Linked DNA regions of Homo sapiens: region 2 is linked to region 1. Evidence: chromatin contacts called from ENCODE Hi-C or POLR2A ChIA-PET data. All regions are on one chromosome and are shown on one strand. The core of a region is the stretch at or near the end of the contact, and the rest is flanking DNA. Distances in the headings are between cores, read along the strand shown. Region 1 overlaps LOC124905146 (a long non-coding RNA gene). Region 2 has its middle 65 kb from the start of BRD1.

The links. Hi-C counts contacts between places; a loop is a spot of excess contacts on that map. ChIA-PET counts read pairs that join two places held with the same protein, here RNA polymerase II (POLR2A). Pooled maps may share reads with other maps.
Region 2: a map with no recorded cell type shows a loop between it and region 1 (3-fold over the local background). The contact joins two enhancer-like sites. A Hi-C loop is called at or near these places in 3 of 37 single-sample maps with no recorded cell type and 1 of 50 pooled maps. POLR2A ChIA-PET finds 5 or more read pairs at or near these places in 3 of 52 experiments (H1, OCI-LY7 and activated CD4-positive, alpha-beta T cell).

The regions. Positions count from the first base shown.
Region 1 is chr22:49,718,987-49,725,564 of GRCh38, forward strand. LOC124905146 (a long non-coding RNA gene) reads right to left here. Exons shown (of 2, transcript XR_007068152.1): 1 at 4,525-6,578; 2 at 1-1,845. Among named protein-coding and RNA genes, the nearest start is that of MIR3667HG, 65 kb to the left of the region's middle. RefSeq lists enhancers at 1-310, 4,900-5,630, 5,631-6,361. Within about 2 kb of position 5,230, at least 4 of the 41 ENCODE cell types and tissues checked have a DNase peak (open chromatin) inside an H3K27ac peak, as active enhancers do.
Region 2 is chr22:49,759,266-49,766,794 of GRCh38, forward strand. No RefSeq gene overlaps it. Among named protein-coding and RNA genes, the nearest start is that of BRD1, 65 kb to the right of the region's middle. RefSeq lists enhancers at 1,040-1,339, 4,053-4,836, 4,837-5,619. Within about 2 kb of position 1,971, at least 2 of the 41 ENCODE cell types and tissues checked have a DNase peak (open chromatin) inside an H3K27ac peak, as active enhancers do.

The sequences.
Region 1 (6,578 bases), core at 3,980-6,479:
CCTTTCTGTCCCCCACAGCCGAGTGGCTGCAGTGGGCCCCAGAGCTGCATCCCCTGGCCTCAAAAGCAGAACAGCCATTGCTGCCCCGCTGCCTATCCTGGTGTCTCTTCTCCGGACCACACGTCTGAGTCTGGGGCCACTGGAGAAGATGGCATCACGACCCAGCCAGCCTGGCACACGTGATGATGCTCACAGCTGGCTGATCCCGCAGGAACCGCAGGGAAGCAGCTGATTAAAGGCATCTCAAGGCAAATACTTGTAAGCAGCAAAACTGCCTGGGGGAGAACAGACAGTGAGTCCACTCTGGTCTGTCTCTAAATCCTCCACTTGCTCAAAGCCAGGGCCTCATGCTTTTAACAAGTTGATCTGCTGAACACGCCTCCCCATGAAGACCCATGAGGTCAACAGCAGTCTCAGCTCTCTCCACGGTGACGTCCTCCAGAGCCTTCTTACAGGATAAACTGGAAAGGTCTCAATATTACAGGGAATAAGTAATTCCTTCTCTTCGATGGGCTATCAGTAACCCCACACTTAATTTCCAAACACATGCAAACGGCAGCTGCAGGCATCACTTTTACCCGCATTTCATGAGACAGGAACATGAGCGACACATCTGAACATCACTGCCACTTGGAGGGGTATGAACTAATTTAACCCACAGAATCAGCGTTGTGGCTGAGGGCTCTTCTATGAAATGTCAATAAATATTGGGCCGGGCGCGGTGGCTCATGCCTGTAATCCCAGCACTTTGGGAGGCCGAGGCGGGCAGATCACAAGGTCAGGAGATCGAGACCATCCTCGCTAACACGGTGAAACCCCATCTCTACTAAAAATACAAAAAATTAGCCAGGCACGGTGGCGGACACCTGTAGTCCCAGCTACTCAGGAGGCTGAGGCAGGAGAATGACGTGAACCCAGGAGGCAGAGCTTGCAGTAAGCTGATATCGCGCCACTGCCCTCCAGCCTGGGCGACAGAGCGAGACTCCATTTCAAAAAAAAAGAAGAAGAAATGTCAATAAATGTGTTCAATGTGTGTGTTTAACATTGTCGGCTTGAACACGAAGGCAAGGAGCAGGCATTGTCAAGAGAATGAACATACTGAGAGGGAAAGAGTCTCCACTTCGCAGTCAGGTATTTCTGAGGAAGAGACATATGAAACGCATGTGGTTTTTCACATTTAGAGAAAGTGACGACTGTAAGAAGCTGACTGGATAAATAGTGGGGAAAGCTCTGTGCATAGCCAGCAGGAGAGTGCCCGGCATCTGCCGGTAGCTACACAGGCTCCTGGGAGAATCACCTTGACTAAGCGTCGATTTCACAAAGCTCCCAAGTCCAGGAGGGATTTCCACCTCTGCCTCCCTTTGTGGCAGTGACTATTCTGGGGAATTGGACTTAGGTGGCCTCTGCTGCCCGGCCCCTCTGCCCGTGCCACAGCTCCAGGGGTGAGTCCTGCCTGTGCCCAGGGTCCCGCAGGTCCCAGCTGGGTGTGGCTGGCATGGCTGGGGGATGGGCCCAGGCACAGGCTCCTCTCCTTGGGTGGAGCCCAGCAGCCCCCACCTCCTGGGCTGGACCCCTGGGGGGCCTGCACTTCCCAGCTGAGCAGGTAGGGAGGCTGCCATGCAGACGCTGTGGTTGGAGCAATTCCAAAGCACAGGCTGCCGTGTGAACAGGAGGCGAGGATTAAAACAGAAATAAGAAGTTCTCTCTCATCAAGCGTGGCAGTGACATACAAGGTCCTTCCCGGCAGAATTTCGCTTTTGTGCGATGAGAAGTTCTTTGCGTGGAGGGTGGTGATGATGACACAATGACGGGCCTGCGCCTGGCGCCAACTCACGGTATGGAGGCCTAAACATGGTCAGAATGGGAAATTTTATGTATTTTTACCAGAATTTGTAAAAGTCATAACGAGCCCAGTCTTTGTGGCAGAGGTATGCTCAAGTGTCTTTTTTTTTTTTTTTGAGATGCAGTCTCACTCTGTCACCAGGCTGGAGTGCAGTGGCTCAATCTTGGCTCACTGCAACCTCTGCCTCCCAGGTTCAAGTGATTCTCCTGCCTCAGCCTGCCGAGTAGCTGGGATTGCAGGTGCGTGCCACCATGCTTGGCCAATTTTTTTGTATTTTTAGTAGAAACAGGGTTTCACCGTGTTGGCCAGGATGGTCTCGATCTCTTGACCTCATGATCTGCCTGCCTCAGCCTCCCAAAGTGCTGGAATTACAGGTGTGAGACACTGCGCCCGGCCAAGTGTCCAGTTTTTTAAAGTCCCTCTGATGGTCGCCCACTCACATGAAGACAATGCACTGAGTACCCACATCGGAAGGAGAGCCAACGGCCCCAAAGGAAGCAAGCGGGGCTTGTGGGCAACCTGAGGCCATGTGAGGGAGACCTGCCACCAAGATGCAGAGTCTATCTATTTCCTCTCTGTGAATCTGGGTGGGTCACTTGCTGGGGCACCAGGTCAGACGTGCCCCCGGGGGGCTCCCAGCCTGAACTCCAGGGGACCCAGAGCCTCTGCTTGCACATCCTGGGACCCCAGGGCCGCTGTGCAAAGAAGCCCCAACTGGACTCCCGGGTGGAGAACTAAGGGCTCAATCCCCCAGCTCTGCCAAAATTAACTGGAGACTCCCAGAAGCAGAGATGCCTCGCTGCCACGGGGGCCACAGAGCTGCCTGGCTCACCCACCCAAAGTGCCGGCCCTCGGAGTCCTGAGCTACGTGAGTGCTTATTGCTTTCCTTTTTAAGTTTTTATTTTCAGCTGGTTTGTTACACAACAAAAGCTAACTGATTAACCAATAAATTTGAAAATTTAGATGGCAAAACAAATATAGAGAAAATGTACAAAAGTGATACAAGAGAAACAGAACATCTCAATGATCTTTTGTCTGTTAAAGAAAATGAACCTTCAGGCTAGGTTTGGTGGAGCACACCTGTAATCCCAGCACTTTGGGAGGCCAAGACAGGCAGGTCACTTGAGGTCAGGAGTTCAAGACTAGCCTGGCCAACATGGTGAAACCCCGTCTCTACTAAAAATACAAAAATTAGCCTGGCGTGGTGGCGGGTGCTTTTAATCCCAGCTACTCAGGAGGTTGAGGCAGGAGAATCGCTTGAACCCAGGAGGTGGTGGTTGCAGTGAGCCGAGACCATGGCACACTCCAGCCTGGGCGACAAGAGTGAAACTGCATTGAGAGAGAGAGAGAGAGAAGGAAAGAAGGAAAGAAAGAGAGAGAGAAAGAAGAAAGGAAGGAAGGAAGGAAGGAAGGAAGGAAGGGAAAGGAAGAAAGAAAGGAAGAAAGGAAGAAAGAAAGAAAGGAAAGAAAGAAAAAAGAAAGAAAGAAAGAAAGAAAGAAAGAAAGAAAGAAAGAAAGAAAGAAAGAAAGAGAGAAAGAAAGAAAGAAGAAAGAAAATGAACCTTCAACCTAAAACTTTCTCACAGAAAGTCTCCAGGCCAGGTGAGTTCCCTGGTGAAATTTTTCAAACATTCAAGAAAGAAATAAGCCCAACACACACTGCTGGCACAATGATGCCAGCGTAATCTTGGTGCCAAAACCTGACCAAAGGAAAGGTGGCTATGGGGCCAGCCCTCATGAGCAGATGTGCAAATCTAAACAAGTGTCAGCAACCAGACCCAGTGCTGTCTTAAAGGATCTTGAACTGCAACTAAATTATTTGTCTTTTCATTATTAATTTTTCCAACATTGAACAAATGCTCTTTCACTGACACTGGTCCTCTAGCCACATGTGAGCTTCTAACTTAAATTATGTTTTGTTTTTAATATTTTGGCCATGCGCAGTGACTCATACCTGTAATCCCAATGCTTTGGGAGGCTGAGGCAGGAGAATCATTGAGCCCAGGAGTTTGAGGCCAACCTGGGCAACACAGTGTGACCCCATCTGTACAAAAAAAAGTAAGGGGCAGGTGTGGTGGCTCACACCTGTAATCCCAGCACTTTGGAAGGCCAAGGCAGGCAGATCACCTGAGGTCGGGAGTTCGAGACCAGCCTGACCAACACGGAAAACCCAGTCTCTACTAAAAATACAAAATTAGCCGCACGTGGTGGTGCATGCCTGTAGTCCCAGCTACTCAGTAGGCTGAAGAAGGAGAATTGCTTGAACCTGGGATGTGGAGGTTGTGGTGAGCCGAGATCGTGCCATTGCATTCCAGCCTGAACAACAAGGTGAAACTCCATCTCAAAAAAAAAAAAAAGAAAAGAAAAAACTAACCAGGTGTGGTGGCATGCACCTGTGGTTCCAGCTGTTCAGGAAGCTGAGGCAGGAGAATCACTTAACTCCAGGAGGTGGAGGCTGCAGTGAGCCGTGGTCACACCACTGCATTCCAGCCTGGGCAACAGAGTGAGACCCTGTCTCAAAAATAAATACATAATAAACAATTTCTACTATGTTCTTTGTCTAGCCAGTTGTTCTTGTTCCTAATACTCTGTTCTTGTTTTATGAATGATATCTGTCTTCATCTCTCTGAAGATTGAATTTTGAATGGACTCACTGTGAAGTTCTGACTACTTTGATTACCTCTGGTTTCTCAGCTGTGACTCCTCCTGTTTATTGAGGCGGCAGCCTCTTTTCAGAGCGGGACGTCTTTGGGTGTTCGGTGATCCTGGCTCCTGGGGGTTTCTCTCCCGCAGGTGTCCAGGCTTGAAGCGGCCTCCGTCTGCAGCACTTTCGCTGCCCTGCTCTTGCCCTTCAGGTTGGATGTCAGTGCCTTGAGTTACAAACCTGTGTCGGGGGCTCCATCTGTCACCACAGCCGGACACAGTGCCCCACACCTGTGCTCCCCAGTACTCATGGGGCTGACAAAGGAGGATGGTTCGAGCCCAGGAGTTGGAAGCTGTAGCACACGGTGACTGTGTCTGTGAAGAGCCACTGCCCTCCAGCCTGGGCAACACCGCGAGACCCTGTCACTAAAAAATAAATATGTATATGTATATATATATATATAGCCACAGCTGGGTAATGCAGTGGGTTGAATAGTTTCCAAAATGTTCATCCAGAACCTCAGACTGTGACTGTAGCTGGACATAGATTCTTGGCAGATATGAGTGATTAAGTTTAGATGAGGTCACACAGGAGCAGGGTAGGCCCTCAGTCCTATGACTCGTGTCCATATAGGAAGCGGAGGGGACACAGAAAGGAAACAGGTGCCCGGGAAGATGGCCTTGTGCAGACAGATGCAGAGACCGGAGCGATGCAGCGGCTGCTGAGGACACCTGGGGACACCGGGGCGGGAAGCCGGAAGAGGCAGGAAGCCGGAAGAGGCAGGAAGCCGGAAGAGGAGGCAGGAAGGAGCTTCTCCCGGAAACCGCAGGGAAGGCGGCCCTGCCCACACCCTGAAGTCAGACTCCCGGCCTCCAGAATGGAGGACAACACGTTTCTGTTGTTTTAAGCCCCGCAGTACTGGGGTCTTTGTTCCGGCAGCCCTGGGGCACCCCGTGGACACCCTGCCTGAGGGCGCTGCCCCGTCCCCGGTGCCCAGGCGTTTGCCCCGTGCGTCCTGTCCTGAAGCATCATGGCCGGGTCACTGTGGCAACGCCGTTGGTCACTGTCCCCACAGAGCAGCTTCTGCAACACGCATGTCGTCAGGCGCCGCAACCTCGGGACCCCGGTGACCAGGAAAAAGGAGACTTGGACATAAACAGAACCAGCATTTTCCAGAGGAACTCCAGAACAGAAAAACATGCAGGGCATTTTGGAGAAGGAGAAGCGGGAGTTGAGACCGTCAGAAATGACGGGAGTCCGTGCCCTGCACCTGCCGACCGCCGGCCCCGTTCCAGGGCGAAACCGCGGTCTCTCCCTCTCCACGGGAGCCAGGAGCCCGCCCGGTGTTCCCCACCTCGCAGCGGGGAGGGAGGGTGGCCTCCCAAGTCGCACGCGGGACCCGGGCATGGGTGGCCCTGCTCCATACAGCCCCGGCCACCCCACCCCTGGCCGGTCCCACAGCCTCACACCAGCCGCTCCAGCCATAGCCACGGACGGCTGAGTCCGGCCCCGATGCTCATCCCTGGAGCTCGTGCTCCCTCCTCTGGACTCCCCGAGAACTGTGCCCGGACCGCGCGCAGCCGAGCGTCTCCCTGCACAGCGGCACTCGGCGCTGTCTGCAGAATGAGCCGGTGTGCAGAGACACGCGGGCCGGCCAGCCCCTGAGAATCGCCCGGGAGCCCGGCCGGGTGGTCCCCGCGCCTCCCTGGTCTGTCCCAGTCAAAGGTCCTGATTTATCGGGGGATTTTGTGGGACTGGAAACCGCCTGGCTGAGGGAGGGTCGGGAGGATTTCACTCCACTGTCTGAGGACTGGCTGCTGATGGCTTTGATGCCTCCCCTCTCCCTCCTCCCTGGGCCCCACACCGGCCAGGCCTCACTTTAGTGCCTGTAGAAGATTCGAAGCACAGAAGCCCCTGGCATCCCGGGGAACCCCCGCCCCGGCCCCACCCCAATCACGATAAACCCTGGCCTTTGGACCAGCTCGGATGGGGCGCGGCGGGGGGCTCCTGCTCCCCTGGAAACCTCAGTGGTGTAAGGGATGGGACGTTCTCACCCTCCTGGTGTGTGTGTGGCATCTTCAGTCTTGACA
Region 2 (7,529 bases), core at 721-3,220, 37 kb after region 1:
GAGAATTCACTCATTATTCCTGAGGCCTTCACCAGAAGCAGATACCAGCATTATGCTTCCTGTATAGCCTGCAGAACCATAAACCAAACAAACCTCTCTTCATTATAAATTACCCAGCCTCAAGTAATTCTTTATGGCAGTGCAAACTGGAGTAACATGCTTCCCAACTAATTCTGAGGCCAGTATTACCCTGAAACCAAAACCAAAGATATCACAAGAAAGAATATCCCTTCTGAATACAGATACAAATATCCTTAACAAAATACAGAATTCAGCAATGTATAAAAAGGATTATATCCTAAAACCAAAAAAGAATTTATCCCAGGAATGCAAGCTTGGCTTAACATCCAAAAACCAATTAATGCAATACATTAATAGAATAAAGGGACAAACCACATGATCATCTCAAAAGACACAGGAAAAAATAGAAAATTGCAAGTGTTGGTGGCGATGTGGGGAAATTGGAACCTCGTAAACTGCTGGTGGGAAAGTAAAATGATGCAATTGCTTTGGAAATCAATCCAGCGGCTCCTTAAAATGTTAAACAGGGCTGGGCACAGTGGCTCACACCTGTAATCCCAGCACTTTGGGAGGCCAAGACTGGCAGATCACCAGAGGTCAAGAGTTTGAGAACAGCCTGGCCAACATGGTGAAACCCCATCTCTACTATAAATACAAAAATTAGCCTGGTGTGGTAGTGCACGCCTGTAATCCCAGCTACTCCGGAGGCTGAGGCAGGAGAATCATTTGAACCCAGGAGGTAGAGGTTGCAGTGAGCTGAGATTGCATCGCTGCACCCCAGCCTGGGTAACAAAATGAGACTCTGTCTCAAAAAATAAAAATGTTAAACAGAGAGTTAATGTATAACCATGCAATTCACTCCTAGGCATATGCCCAAGGGAAATAAAAACATACATCTAAAAAAACATATATGCAGAGAGATAATGATGGCTGACAGGCACAGATAGTATGTACCTCCTCCATGGAGAGATCATGATGGCTGACAGGCACAGATAGTATGTACCTCTTCCATGGAGAGGAACAAAATAGTAAATAGATGTGCACATTTTGAACAGACCATCCCAGAGAGAATGCTAGGATTCACCAGAGATGAGACAGGAAGCACCAGAAGGAAGTAAGGAGAGGGCTCACGGCAGCTTGCCCAGCCAGGAACTGACAGCCTCCAGGTGGGAGTCTCCTGGACATGCCTAAACATGCCTCGGGCCCGACATATGGAGCTGCCTGAACATTACACAGAGACGTCACTCCAGAAAAGGGAACCCACAAAGAACCTCACAGGCATTGAAACCTGGAGCAGCCTCAGCTGAGGCCGTTTTGAGAGCCTCACTACCAGGGATCTAACAACATGGCTGTAGCCACTGCACTGCTCCAAGGAGACAGGGGAGACTGGGCACTACCACACACTCCTGGGAGGTGCCCTGTCACCTTGCTGTGGTCTGCTGTTGGGACCGATGCATGAGCAGACCACACTCCACACAACTTCTTACCCAAGCTGCTTGCCTAGGAGAAACCCCACCCACTCTGGTCTCAGGCCCAAGGCACCAATTGGAGAGTTGAGCACTGAACTGCACCCTGACCTCGGCCTGAGCTTGGGCTGAAACCACTGCAGCTGTTACTCAACCAAGAAAAGACAGGGAAACTAGGCTACCTTATGTATGTCTAGGACAAGACCCACTGCCCTGCAATAGGTTGCCGTGAGACTGAGATCCAACCAGACCACACTTCCTGCAGCGTCCTGCCCATGCTGTTTGCCTGGGAGGAGCCCCGCCCTCCCTGGTCTCAGGCCCGAGGCACCAATTTTAGAGTTTAACGCAAAGCTGTGCCCTGCCCTCAGGCCAAGTTTGACTTGACATGGCTGCAGCTGCTGCCCAGTCAAGGAAGGACGGGGAAGCTAGGCTCTCCTACACATACTCAAGACAAGACCCACTGCCCTGCTATGGGCAGCTGCAGGACTGGGGACTTCCCCTACCCAACCCATCGCAGCTTCCAGCAACAAGAACACAGACTGTTTGGATCCCAGTGGGTTGCTTCACCACCACTGCCGCCATCACCCAAACCACAGCAGCTGCCCCGTTGGTAGCGATGGGGTGAATGTGCTTATTTTTAGGCTCTAGAGCAGCTTACACTGGCTGCAGCGTTGGTGGGTCCTGGGGCTGATTCTTGGGCCTCCAGGTGGCTTGCTTAGAAGCTAGTAGTGGGAGCAGTGGGCCCAGGATGTGGTTTAGGTGAGGGTTGAAATATTACCTATTGGGTACAGTGTTCACTGTTCTGGTGATGGGTACACTAAAAGCTCTGACTTCAGCACTATGTCATGTATACATGTAAGAAACCTGCACTTGTATCCCCTAAATATATTTAAAACTTTAAAATTTAAAAAAAAATCACCTGGGCCGGGCGCGGTGGCTCACGCCCATAATCCCAGCACTTTAGGAGGCCAAGGCAGGCGGATCACCTGAGGTCAGGAGTTCAAGAACAGCCTGGCCAACATGGTGAAACCCCATCTCTACTAAAAATACAAAATTAGGTTATGGTGGCACATGCCTGTAATCCCAGCTACTTGGGAGGCTGAGGTAGGAGCATTGCTTGAACCCAGGAGATGGAGGTTGCAGTGAGCCGAGATTGCGCCACCGCACTCCAGCCTGGGCAACAAGAGCAAAATTCCATCTCAAAAAAAAAAAAAATCATCTGTACCCACACCCCCTCACATTTGTACACACCCACACACAATTTTGTTCTCCCAGGTGAATGATTCAACAGCCAGCCCCAGACTGCGTATGATGTTACCCTCCCATATTTTAGCATGTATCTCTAAAATAAAAGGATTCTAAATAAAGATAACCATGATATCGCTAGCAAACCTAACATTTTTATTAAACAATCGTTCCTGTCATCGAATATCTTGTCAATGGTCAAATTTCCCCAGTCATCTCATATATTGGATCAAATAGGGATCCAAACATTGTCTACACTTTCCAGTCAAATCTTTAAGGAGATCTCAGTAACTGCCCAAATTTTATAAACTCAATTTCACGTTTAACCACAGCTTTATCACTTCAATTTTCTTTTAAAATGTAGATTCTGAATGGCTGGTAGTCTAAGCTTGTCTGGGCCCTGAAGCTCCCCTTGGTTTCAAGTGTGAAGTGACATCAGCCCACACCTTCAGGTTGAATAAGTCTATCTTACAATCTAGTTAAGAAAAACTAGCTAGGCCTTTTAAAAATGTTTTTATTCTTTCTTGTCAGGGAGTAGACTTTATATTCTGCCCTCCAGAATATAGAGTTTATTTATGGTAACACTGTTTATGACAACTTCAGATGGGAACTAACCCAAATGTCCATCAGAAAGAGCTTGGCTAAACAGACTAGGTTATGTCCAAGCAATGGAAAACCATGCCACATTTAAAAACAGTGAGGTGGCTGGGCGTGGTGGCTCACACCTGTAATCCCAGCACTTTGGAAGGCCAAGGCAGGTGGATCACTTGATGTCAGGGATTCGAGACCAGCCTGGCCAACACAGTGAAACCCCGTCCCTATTAAAATGCAATAATTACCCGGGTGTGGTGGTGGGCGCCTGTAATCCCAGCTACTTGGGAGGCTGAGGCAGAGGAATCACTTGCACCCAGGAGGCAGAGGTTGCAGTGAACTGAGATCGCGCCATTGCACTCCAGCCTGGGCAACAGAATAAGACTCTGTCTCAAAAATAATAATAATTAATTTAATTCTAAAAATAAAAAAATAAAAACAGTGAGGTCACTCTATCTGTGATAACGTGAAAGTGCCAAGCTATACAGGTGAATAAAAAAATTAAACAGTGTGGGGAAAAAACAGACTTGTACATAAATCTTCACAGCAGCGCTATTCACAATCCCCAAAGTATAAACAGCCCAAGTGCTCGTACGCTGATGAATGGACAAGCAAACTGTGGAAGCCCCATGCAACGCAGTGTCGTTCAGCCACGGGGAGACGTGAAGCTCTGACACCTGATACAGCCAACGCGCTGTAAACCATTGCACCAGGTGTGGGAAGTCAGGTACAAGAGGACCGGTACGGTATGATTCCACTCACAGGAAATGTCCAGAACGGGCAGCTCCACACACTCAAAGCCAATCAGTGTTGCCAGGGGCTGGGGGAAGAGGAAGGAGGAGGGACTGCTGATGGGAACGGGTGTCCTTTGGAGGTGATTGAAAGATTCCAAAATTGACTGTGATGATGGTTACACAGCTCTGAGAATGTACTAAAAACCAGTGAATTGTGTGCCTTAGATGGGTGAATTTTCTCGTGCCAATGATATCTCAGTAAGGCTGGAAGGACACAGACCTGGTCAGCGAGGAGGGCCTGGGCCTTGCTAAAGTGGGCAGAGTCTGTGGGGTCCATTGGCTCAGCCCCAGCCTCTCTGTGCAGCCCTGGGGCCTGGCTTCTTCTGCCGCACCCCACAAGCTGCCCCCTCTCCCCAGCCGGGGCCCCAGGCCTGCTCCTCTCTGGGCTGAGCATCACCTTTGCCAGAGGAAGGTCAAAGCACCTGGACCCCAACACCCCAAGGACCCTTGCAGGCCTCTTCCGGGATCCACTTCTCAGTGAGCGCTGCCGTGCGCACCCCTGGGCCTGAGGGCTGGGCATCTCCCAGGTATGCAAGGGGCTCTCCGTGCAGGGCTGTGAGCAACGTGGGGGCAGCCGGCCGCAGTCTCCAGCCCCGGGGCCTGCTGGCATCCCCACCAGCCCCCAGCCTGGGCACCCCACCCAAGGAACCCGGCTCCCAGAGTCCGGGGCACTGATTAATATTCACACAGGCAGCAGAGAGCTGCTGAACCCTGAACGCGAGGCAGGGAAGAAAGTTGAAGCATCTGCTATCTATAAATCAAAATGAATTTACTCTTCCTCTAAGGACAGCCGCTGTAATAGGCCGCAGCCAACAGGTCCCATGGTGTGATTTCTGCGCAGGAAGCCACTGCTCACACCGGGTGTGGAAGCATTTGTAACCCCCAGGGGACCTGCTGCTCCACAGAACCCGACGGAAAGCTCGAGGAAGGCCGAGCTTCGGGGGTCACAGGCCGGATGCCGGAGCTGCTCCATGGGTGGTGCCCGAGGGAGCCCTGGGAGGAGCCGTCAGCCCAGGCAGTGGGTGGAGACGGGCTCTGCCTTCTGCCTTCACCAGCTCCGCCCAGCTCCCGGGTCACCCACCACAGCCCCGCCAGAGCAGGCAGACGTGCAGATGCCAAGGCAGACGTGCAGATGCCAAGCCGCACTTGCTCACTAAACTCACGTCCTCGCTACAACGTAGTTGTCGAGTAAATGCTCTCCATGGATTAAAAATATAAGCAGAGATGGCCGGGCGCGGTGGCTCACGCCTGTAATCCCAGCACTTTGGGAGGCCGAGGCGGGCGGGTCACGAGGTCAGGAGATCGAGACCATCCTGGCTAACACGGTGAAACCCCGTCTCTACTAAAAATACCAAAAAATTAGCCAGGCGTGGTGGGGGCGCCTGTAGTCCCAGCTACTCGGGAGGCTGAGGCAGGAGAATGGCGTGAACCCGGGAGGCGGAGGTTGCAGTGAGCCAAGATCACACCACTGCACTCCAGCCTGGGCGACGGAGCGAGACTCCGCCTCAAAAAAAAAAAAAAAAAAAAAAAAATATATATATATATATATATATATATATGTAGAGACATGAATGCCGATTCTTATGATGCTTATTTATTCATGAAACCAATGGCTTACCTGCCAGAAATTCAGTCCCTGGGTTGACACCAAACCCAACTGTTGGCTTTTCCTGCTGAATGGAGGGGCTGGGAGAAGCCGCCTCCAGCTGGCAGCCTCAGACCTGTGTCTACCTGGCAGGCCCCCACCCAGGTGGGGACAGGCCACCAGGCGGGAGTCACTGGGGCACTGCTGGGGCTCAGGACACTTGCAGGATGAGTGAAGGAGGAGGAGAGGGAGGAAGACAGAGAGGACCACCTCGGCCACTCTGACCTTGCCTCCTGGCCATGCCTGGGTTCTCAGAGGCAGGAGCTGGGGGGCTGCAGGGCTGGGGGCCACAACGACTCTCCAGCTGCTGTCACCCTCCCTGGCAATGAACCCCAAAGCCCCCACCTCCCCACCGCGGGTGCCAGACACAGGCCTGGTGCAGGTTCCACGTTATCCATGTCAGTGTTTCCCACGCAGGGCCAAGAATTACCAGGACCCTGCTATCATGGCCCAGCAGCATCCGTCAGCCACCACTCACCTCGTTCTGGCTCCAGCTACTCGTGCCAGGGTGGGGAGAAGCCCGGGAAGCCAGCTCCCCACGAGCCCCTGGCTCAGCCTCACAGCCTGACTGCATCATCCGAGCCCTTGGCCCTGGCCTGCCCTGACCCTCCTGTCCCCAGGCCCGTTTCCAACCTCCAGTATCTGCAAACAGAAAAGGACAGTGCCCCGCCCAGGGGCTTCCCTTACAGCCCCTGCGGGGAGTGAGGCCGCCCCACTGCAGGTGGGCCTGTAGCAGCTGCACCTGAGGCAGGGCTGGCAGCCCCTGTGGGGAGGGAGGCCGCCCCACTGCAGGTGGGCCTGTAGCAGCTGCACCTGAGGCAGGGCTGGCAGCCCCTGTGGGGAGGGAGGCCGCCCCACTGCAGGTGGGCCTGTAGCAGCTGCACCTGAGGCAGGGCTGGCGGCTCCTGTGGGGAGTGTGGCCGCCCCACTGCAGGTGGGCCTGTAGCAGCTGCACCTGAGCCCGGGCTGGTGGCCCCTGTGGGGAGGGAGGCCGCCCCACTGCAGGTGGGCCTGTAGCAGCTGCACCTGAGGCAGGGTTGGGAGGAAATGGCCACCCGGGTCAGCCAAGTCAGATGGGAGCGGGATGGGGAGGAGCCCAGTGGGCCTGGGGCCTGCAGCCACCCCCACAGCAGCACACCCAGGGCAGGGTGCATGGGGACCCCAGGCCCTCAGGAGAGAGCTGGACCTGAGTCCATAGCGGGCACGGGAACCAAACCAACCGGGCTGCTGGACAGGTGCCTTCCAGCCCCGCTGACCAGCCCTGTGGCCAAACGGACGTCAAAGCAAGAGTGCCGCGCATCCCCCAGGAGCCAGAGTGGGAGGCTGGCACAGCCTCCTCGGGCAGGTGTGGGCAGGTGGCCCCGACCTCTACAAGGTCATGCATTTTTTTTTTTTAGTCTAATTAAAGATTGGTCAATTTTGTTTATCTTTTCAAAAAACTAACCTTTTGTTTTGTTGATTCTTTGTATTGTTTTCTAGTCTCTATTTTGTTTAGTTCTATTCTGATCTTTATTATTTCCTTCCTTCTATTAATTTGGGGTTTGGCTCATTCTTGCTTTTCAGTTTCTTCGAGGTGCACTGTTAGGTTGTTTACTTGAAGTCTTTCTATCTTTATATATGTAAAGTGTATCTCTTTATCTATCTATCTATGTAGATAGATAGATAGATACAAAGAGACAGGGACTTGCTCTGTCACACAGGCTGGAGTGCAGCGGTACAATCGTGGCTACCTGCAGCCTCGACCTCCTGGGCTCAGGTGCTCCTCCC